2 separate regions of the Homo sapiens genome follow, and region 2 is linked to region 1. A link is an interaction called in ENCODE POLR2A ChIA-PET data of the cell type or tissue named here. Cell type or tissue: K562. All regions are shown on one strand. Each heading gives the region's core, and the rest is flanking DNA. Links, peaks and the distances in the headings are about the cores only.

Region 1 (4,391 bases), core at 273-4,272:
CTATTTATAATAATCAAAAGGTGGAAACAAATGTCAAACAACAAATGGGTAAACAAAATGTGAGGTATAATGTGTCCGACATATGTCCTTACAACGGAATATTATTCAGCCATAAAAAGAAGTGAAGTTCTGATACATGCTACAACATGAATGAACCTCCAAAACAGTATGCTGAGACAAAGAAGCCAAACACAAAAGGTCACATACTGTAGTATGATTCCATGTATATGAAATATCCAGATAGGTAAATCCACAGAGAGAGTAGACTGGTGATTGCCAGGGGATGGGGGCAGGGGAGAGTGGGGACAAACTGCTTAATTGGTTTTATTTTGAGGTGATAAAAATGTTCTAGAGGCCGGGCGCAGTGGCGCACACCTTTTGGGAGGCTGAGGCAGGTGGATCACTTAAGGTCAGGAGTTCGAGACCAGCCTGGCCAACATGAAGCAACCCCGTCTCTACTAAAAATACAAAAATGAGCTGGGTGTAGTGGCACACGCCTGTGATCCCAGCTACTTGGGAGGCTGAGGCACAAGAACAGCTTGAACCTGGGAGGCAGAAGTTGCAGTGAGCTGAGGATCGTGTCACTGCACTCCAGCCTGGGTGACAGAGCAAGACCCCGTCTCAAAAAAAAAAAAAAAAAGTTCTAGAATAGAGGTAGTGGATTGTGCAACACTGTGAATGTTCAAAATGCCACTGAGTCGTTCACTTTAAGATAATTTTATGTTACGTGAACTTCGCCTCAATTTTAAAAAATCACATGGGGAGGAAGAATTTGGCACAGTCAGGTTATAATGCTGTCATTTGAATTTTTATTTTAACTTCCAAGCATGTATCGTAAGCAAGATACAGAACTTTACCAAAATTATCCCTGATTTTCATCTGTAAGATATTCTCTTACGTCCATTTTTCAGTTGAGGAAACTAAGGATTAGAAGAGTTCAGTGACTCACACAACGTCCCACAGTTAAGAAACAGCAGAGACCGAGAGATGCAAGGTTTGAACCGAAGGTCTGGCTAACTCCACATCTCAACCCTGCACCTGTCTCTCCATCTGACAGTGGCAAAGAATAGCATGTGTGTGAGAGAAATGAAATCAAACAACTGTGTGTGTGTGTAAATGTAATGTCTATTATTTCATATATATGTGGAAGACGAGCCAAATGTTTAAGGTTCTTTTTTTTTTTTTGAGACAGAGTCTCGCTCTGTTGCCCAGGTTGGAGTGCAGAGGCCCGATCCTGGCTCACTGCAAGCTCCGCCTCCTGGGTTCACGCCGTTCTCCTGCCTCAGCCTTCCGAGTAGCTGGGACTACAGGCGCCCGCCACCATGCCTGGCTAATTTTTTGTATTTTTAGTAGAGACGGGGTTTCACCGTGTTAGCCAGGATGGTTTTGATCTCCTGACCTCGTGATCCGCCCACCTGGGCCTCCCAAAGTGCTGGGATTACAGGGGTGAGCCACCGCACCCGGCCTTTTTTTTTTTTTTTTGAGACGTAGTCTCACTCTGTCACCCAGGCTGGAGTGCAGTAGTCCAATCTCTGCTCGCTGCAACATCCGCCTCCCAGGTTCAAGTGATTCTTCTGCCTCAGCCTTGCAAGTAGCTGGGATTACAGGCATGTGCCACCAAACCTGGCTAATTTTTGTATTTTTAGTAGAGACGGGGTTTCACCATGTTGGCCAGACTGGTCTCGAACTCCTGACCTCAGGTGATCCATCCGCCTCGGCCTCCCAAAGTGCTGGGATTACAGGCATGGGCCACCATGCTCGGCCAAGGTTCTTTACACATAAACAATACCTGACTCTTCCTTTTCCTGTACTGTAATAGGAAAAAAGAAAGAGGGATAATGAATTGATGATAAAATGCTTAACCATATAAAACCCAAATTTTTTTCTTTCTGACAAACAGGAATTGTAAATCAAACCCCTTAGTCTCAAAAACATTTTGTTTTCCACATAAACGTTAAATATTGTGTTTTACATATCTAGTGGAAGAACCACTAAGTTCAACGTACAGCCTCCCTGTTCAGAATAAAATATGGAATATAATGAAACAAAAAACCAAACAGACTGCACTGCCCAACTTTATATTTTTGGAAACAAAAGCAAAATAACTCTGAACCTCAGTAAAAAATGTTAGAACATGCAGTGTTTTCAACACATACACAATTCATATACAACTTTGCAGAGCACCATCAGAAAGAAGTAAGTATAATAACACAGGGCAAGGCCCACACTGGCCAGAGCAGCTCCAGACACTACTCCTTAACATCTGACTTTATCTTAGTCACTATCAGCACTTTCTGGCTCTACAAGAACTCAGGGCAATGCAAAGGGAACTTGCATTACACTGAGGGAGCCCTACCCTATCAATGGCAATTTTTGAAGCGAAAGCCCAAAATCAATAAATTGACTTCAACAAAGGAAAATCAACTATTTGTTCCTTATAATGTGAACAAAAAAGAAAAATCTCATTTAAAATTCATTGTATTAAATAATTTGCCTAATCATTTTGAATTTAAGTTTTTGGGACATATTCCTAATACCACAGTGAAATTAAATATTGAGCAATGGGTTCCCTAAATTATGTCTGCCTCAATAAGATATTGTGACATTTGTTAGCAAACCACTATGAATTATAACAACATATAATAAAGGACAATTAAACCCATTTTCTATTCTTCTACAATTCTATGGGAATCTATAGGCTATGGGAATCCTAGTAAATTTTCATATATTTGAAAAAATCTTCATCTACATGACATTTCAATAACAATAAGCTTTAGATCACAAAAATAAGAAGAAAACTAGAAAACTGCAAACACCTCTAAATATTCAGCTCAATTCTATAATGCTACAGTGCTGCTTTTGTTCTTCATTTTTAAGTTTTCCCCCTAGAGCAAGGGTGCCTAATCTTTTGACTTCCCTTGGCCACACTGGAAAAAGAAGAATGGTCTTACGCCACACTTGAAATACACTAACACTACTGATAGCTGATAAGCTTTAAAAAAAAAAAAGAAAGAAACTGCAAAAAAACTCATAATGTTTTAAGAAAGTTTACTAATTTGTGTTGCGCTGCATTCAAAGCCATCCTGGGCCACATGTAGCCCAGCCCATGGGGCGTGGGTTGTACAAACTTGCCCTAGAGCATATTTTTAATTATTTAAAAAATTAGGGCTGGGAGCAGTGGCTCATGCCTGTAATCCCAGCACTTTGGGAGGCCAAGGTGGGCAGATCACTTGAGGTCAGGAGTTCGAGACCAACCTGGCCAACATGGTGAAACCCTGTCTCTACCAAAAACACAAAAATTAGCCGGGTATGGTGGCGGGCATCTGTAATCCCAGCTACTTGGGAGGCTGAGGCAGAAGAATCGCTTGAACCTGGGAGGCAGAGGCTGCAGTGAGCCAAGATTGCACTACTGCACTCCAGCCTAGGCAACAGAGTGAGCCTCCATCTCAAAAATATAAAAATAAAAACAAAAATATTACATGTTAGGTGCAATGGCTCACAACTGTAATCCCAGCACTTTGGGAGGCTGAGGTGGGAGGATCACTTGAGCCCAGGAGTTCAAACCAGCCTGGGCAACATAGCAAGACTCCATCTCCACAAAAAGAAAAAGAAATAGAAATACACAATACATGTCCTTTGCCAAAAAAATTAGTATATATAAGTTAATAATTTAAAATTTAACCCTACTCCATAAGAAGTAACTCCACTATTCACAATTGGGTGTGGCCTTCCAGATTTTTTTATACATATACAAATATGTCCAGGTCTTCCTGTTCTATTATTTTTTTTAATTGAATGGACTATTTGAATGCACATATTGTCTGCATAATTGAATGCACATATTGATCTGCAAGTTGCTTTCACCTAATATACTGTAGGCATCTATGTCTGTATTTATGGCATGACCTCATTGTTTTTAGTGGCCAAATAATATGTATTTTTTTCCCTACAAAATAATTTATTGGAACACACAGCTACAGCAGACACTCTATGTACAAGCACGTTGACACTCCTGACCTACCCTCAACTAGGGGACCCTTTTCTTCCCCCTTGCCTTGCGGACCTCTTCTATCAAATCTTTCAGGTACTGGATCTCCTTGGCCAGGGAATCTGCCCTCTCTTTTAGAGCCTCGTTCTTCTTTTCCAGCTCTTTGCACTCGCCAGTGAGAGCCTCCTGCTCCGCCCTCTTCTTCTGGCGGTACCTAGTGGCTGCTGTCTTGTTTTGCTCCATTTTTTTCAGCTTCTTATCCAGTTTCTCACCCTTTACTTTTGCTGCTACCATCTTCTCTCCAGGAGGATCGTAAGGTTTGGGGTGGGCAGACCCACAGAGAACACCTGGAGATGGGAGGCTCCTATTTGGAGAGCCCCTGGTAGAGGGGCTATGCTGAGGA
Region 2 (4,391 bases), core at 180-4,179, 150 kb after region 1:
GGCAATTACACAAATCTCCCTGAATCCTTATTTAGTTTGTTCATCTACTTGGAAAACAGCCTTCCTTTATACTAAGTCAGTAGTTCCCAAACTTGTCTGTACCTTAGAATCACTGGGGAACTCTGGAAAATTCCAGACCAGGCTGGGTACAGTGGCTCATGCCTATAATCCCAGTACTTTGGGAAGCTGTAGTGGGAGGATCACTTGAGCTCAAGAGTGGCCAGCCTGGGCCACATAGTGAGACTCTGTCTCTACCAAAAAAAAAAAAAAAAAAAAAAAATTGGGCACAGTGGCATGCCCCTGTGGTCCTAGCTACTCGGGAAGCTGAGGTGGGAGGATTGCTTGAGCCCAGGAGGTTGAGGCTGTAGTGAGCTGTGTTTGTGCCTCTGCACTCCCACCTGGGTGACAGAGACCCTGTCTCAAAAAAAAAAAAAAAAAAAAAAAAGAAAGAAAGAAAATGAAAAATTCCAGAGCAGTGAGTGAAGTCATAGTCATTGGCAGTGGGGCACAGGCTCTGCAGGTGATTCCTACGTGCTCCCTAGTTGGAAACCTCAGTGCTAAATGACCCCAGAAGTAGATGCGGCCCTCAGCCATTCCCTAGGCAGGCACCCTTGTGTGCATCTGTTGCCTTCTCTCCAGAAAGCAGCTTTTCTTAAGGGATAGCCCGAGGCCAAACTCAGGAGTCCTCTTAGTACTTACCACATCCGAGCGTGGTGGCACGCGCCTGTAGTCCCAGCTACTGGGGAGGCTGAGGCAGGAAAATCACTTGAACCAGAGAGACGGAGGTTGCAGCGAGCCAAGATTCCTTTTTAAATAGCGGACATTTTAAATAATAATAATAAAAAGAAAAATAAATAATCTGTGGTGAAATTCACATAACATCTTAAAGTGCATAATCAGTGGCATTAAGTACACTCACAACGTTGTGAAACCACTACGTCTATGTAGTTCCAAAACATCTTCATCACCCCAAAAGGAAATCCCATGCCCAGTAAGCAGTTCTACCTCATTCTCCCTCTCCCCAGAGTCTCTGGCAACCACCAACCTGCCTTCTGTCTACAAATTTGCTTATTCTGGACATTTCGTAGAAATTGACTCATACAATAGGTGACCTTTTGCATCTGGACTCTCACTCTGCGTCATGTTTTCGAAGTTCATTCACGCTGTAGCATGTGTCAGGACCTCATTCCCTTCTATGGACAAATAATATTCCATTGTGTGACTAGGCCACATTTTCTTTATCCAGTCATCCATCAACATTTGGGTTGTTTCCACCTCTTGACTATTGTGAATAATGCTTCTATGAACATTCCTGGATGAGTTTTTGTGTGGACATGTTTTTATCTCTCTTAGGTACAGACCAGAACTAGAAGTGGAATTACTAGGTCATATAGTAACCCTATGCTTAATTTTTTAAGGAATCTGAGTCTCTCATTCTAAAAGACATTTTTCTCAAGCACCGGTTGGTAAATCTGGCTTAGTTTTCCACATCTGTGAAGACCATTTTCATGGGTGACATGCCAGCCTTCCTTGAGCATACGTGACACGCAGGCTGTTGGTTTAGAACTAGAATTAGGTTCCTGCTGTTCTGCTCAGGGTCCTTGCAGATGAGAAACCCCTGCCACACTGCCCTCCTGCAGCAGCCGTCACCCAGACAGCCACCCAACCATGCTTCTTTTTTTTTTTTTTCTGAGACGGAGTCTCGCTCTGCTGCCCAGGCTGGAGTGCAGTGGCACGATCTCGGCTCACCACAAACTCCACCTTCCAGGTTCAAGCAATTCTCCTGCCTCAGCCTCCCAAGAGGCTGGGACTACAGGCGCGCACCACTATGCCCAGCTAATTTTTGTATTTTTAGTACAGATGGGGTTTCACCATGTTGGCCAGGCTGGTCTCGAACTCCTGAGCTCGTCATCTGCCCGCCTTGGCCTCCCAAAGTGCTGGGATTACAGTCGCGAGCCACCGCGCCCGGCTCCAAGCATGCTTTTAAAAACTAAATTGATCAGGTGTGACTCATGCCTGTAATCCCAGCACTTTGGGAGGCCGAGGTGTGCAGATTGCTTGAGTCCAGGAGTTTGAGACTAGTCTGGGTAACAGAGTGAGACCCAGTCTCTAGAAAAAATACAAAATAAAAAAAAAAGTAGCTGGGGGTTGTGGTGCGTGACTGTAGTCCCAGCTACTCAGGAAGCTGAGGTGGAAGGATTGCTTGGGCCCAGGAGGTGGAAGTTGCAGTGAGCTGGGATAGCGCTACTGCACTCCAGCCTGGGTGACAGAGTGAGACCCCATCCGGAAGAAAAAAAAAAAAAGATTTGAGGCGGAGGTTGCAGTGAGCTGAGATGGCGCCACTGCACTCCAGCCTGGGGTGACAGAGCAAGACCCTGTCTCAAAAAAAAAAAAAAAAAAAGACTCAGGCCTCCGAGACAAGCACGCTCTTCAGCGTCCTGGGCTTTGCTGTGGCTCCTGGCTCCCGCTCAGCCTTTCCCAGGCGGCATGCTCCTATACCACTAAAGGCTGCAAATTGAGGTGACAGATCTGCTAGTGGGACTGCACATGCCTCTTCCCTCAGGAATGACACGCCTGCCAAGAGCTGAAAGGAGGCAGAGCCAACCCTGAGTTTATCATCTTTTGCAGTTATTGAGTGTTTTCTTTCTTTAGAAGCTCAAAATTCTCAATCTGAGAGTCAAGTAATGGCAGATACTTGTCACACGGCAATTGGAATCGGAACTCGGTCTTTTTTTTTTTAGGCGGAGTTTCGCTCTTGTTGCCCAGGCTGGAGTGCAGTGGCGCAACCTCAGCTCACTGCAACCTCCGCTTCCCGGGTTCAAGCAATTCTCCTGCCTCAGCCTCCTGAGTAGCTGGGATTACAGGCATGTGACACCACGCCCAGCTAATTTTGTATTTTTAGTAGAGACGGGGTTTCACCATGTTGGTCAGGCTGGTCTCAAACTCCTGATCTCAGGTGATCCGCCCGCCTCAGCCTCCCAAGATGCTGGGATTATAGGCGTGTGCCACTGAACCCAGTCTTAAATGGTTTGTGCTTGTTTGCAAATGCCGCACGTCCTGATGCTATAGATTTTTCTAGGCCATGCAGAGTCACGAAGACTGATGTGTCTTTTTAACTCTGCATTGGGACCATCTGTACCTCAAGGGACCCATCAGCCTGCTGTGCCCAGCCAGGAGGAGGTGGAGTGTTGGACGGTGCCTTTCCTGGCCCTCCATTGCTGCAATGCACCCGGCTCCCTCCCTGGGGTGCCGTGCTGCATCTGCCAGCGATTCCAATGGGAGAGGTCTGCCTGCGGGCATTTCTTGAGGATTTTTGTGTGCAGAACCTTGCTGATTATAGTTCTAGGGAAGATGCGAAAAGAGAAAAGAAAAGGTATGTCCTCCAGCCACTTGTATGCTCCTCACTGATCTGAAAGGAGCACTCTCTGGGCCCTCTCAATTTTTTTTTTTTTTTTTTTTTTTTTTTTTTTGAGATGGAGTTTTGCTCTTGTTGCCCAGGCTGGAGTGCAATGGCGCCATCTCGGCTCACCACAACTTCCGCCTCCCGGGTTCAAGCACTTTTCCTGCCTCAGCCTCCGGAGTAGCTGGGATTACAGGCATGCGCCACCACGCCCGGTTAATTTTTTTTTATATTTAGTAGAGACGGGGTTTCTCCATGTTGGTCAGCCTGGTCTCGAACTCCCAAACTCAGGTGATCTGCCCGCCACGGCCTCCCAAAGTGTTAGGATTACAGGCGTGAGCCACTGCGCCCAGCCCCTCAATTTTGTTTTTTAAAATAATTTCAGTATTAGCCTGCATGCGTTGAGGTATCAGAGACATTAAAATATCAAACTTGCAGGTCCCCTGAGGTCAGGAGTTCAAGACTAGCCTGACCAACATGGAGAAACCCTGTATCTACTAAAAATACAAAAATTAGCTGGGAGTGGTGGCAGCCGCCTGTAATCTCAGCTACTTGGGAGGCTGAGGCAGGAGAATCTCTTGAATCCAGGAGGTGGAGGTTGCAGTGAGCCAAAATCGCACCACTGCACTCCAGCCTGGGTGACAGAGTGAGGCTCTGTCTCAAAAAAATATGTTAACAAAATAAAATTAAAAAATCAAACTCTCCAGCCCTTATAAAGGTAATCACTTGGTTACCCATTCAGTTTCAAAATGGTGAGTTTCAGGCACTGCTAGGATCATCAAATGGTGCCTTGAAGGAAAAATGACATCTTAACTCATTCTCAAGATGCCAGTCACGTTGCCGTGATCAGGACTTTAGGGCAATGAGCAAAGAGAACAAGGAACTCTGCTGTCTGAAACAGCTCTCCTGTCGGATCAGCCTAGCGTCACTCCTGTAGCTGCACAAAAGCTCATGGGCACCAGCCTGGAATTAGGCGTCCCTTGTCCTAAGC

The links. ChIA-PET counts read pairs that join two places held together with the same protein. Peaks named below come from ENCODE experiments on the same cell type or tissue, not always from the same donor. Only the 100,000 strongest peaks of a DNase experiment are listed, where the experiment ranks them.
Region 2: POLR2A ChIA-PET joins it to region 1 with 5 read pairs; 4 of 35 experiments call an interaction of 5 or more read pairs at or near these places.

What each region holds. Positions count from the first base shown.
Region 1 is chr17:76,221,724-76,226,114 of GRCh38, forward strand. The region is part of intron 1 of RNF157 (ring finger protein 157); the gene reads right to left. It also overlaps the pseudogene ATF4P3. Among named protein-coding and RNA genes, the nearest start is that of RNF157, 17 kb to the right of the region's middle. In K562, for the core only: no CTCF peak of the experiment used is centred there; a DNase peak (open chromatin) is centred at 2,270.
Region 2 is chr17:76,371,305-76,375,695 of GRCh38, forward strand. No RefSeq gene overlaps it. Among named protein-coding and RNA genes, the nearest start is that of SPHK1, 11 kb to the right of the region's middle. In K562, for the core only: no CTCF peak of the experiment used is centred there; no DNase peak of the experiment used is centred there.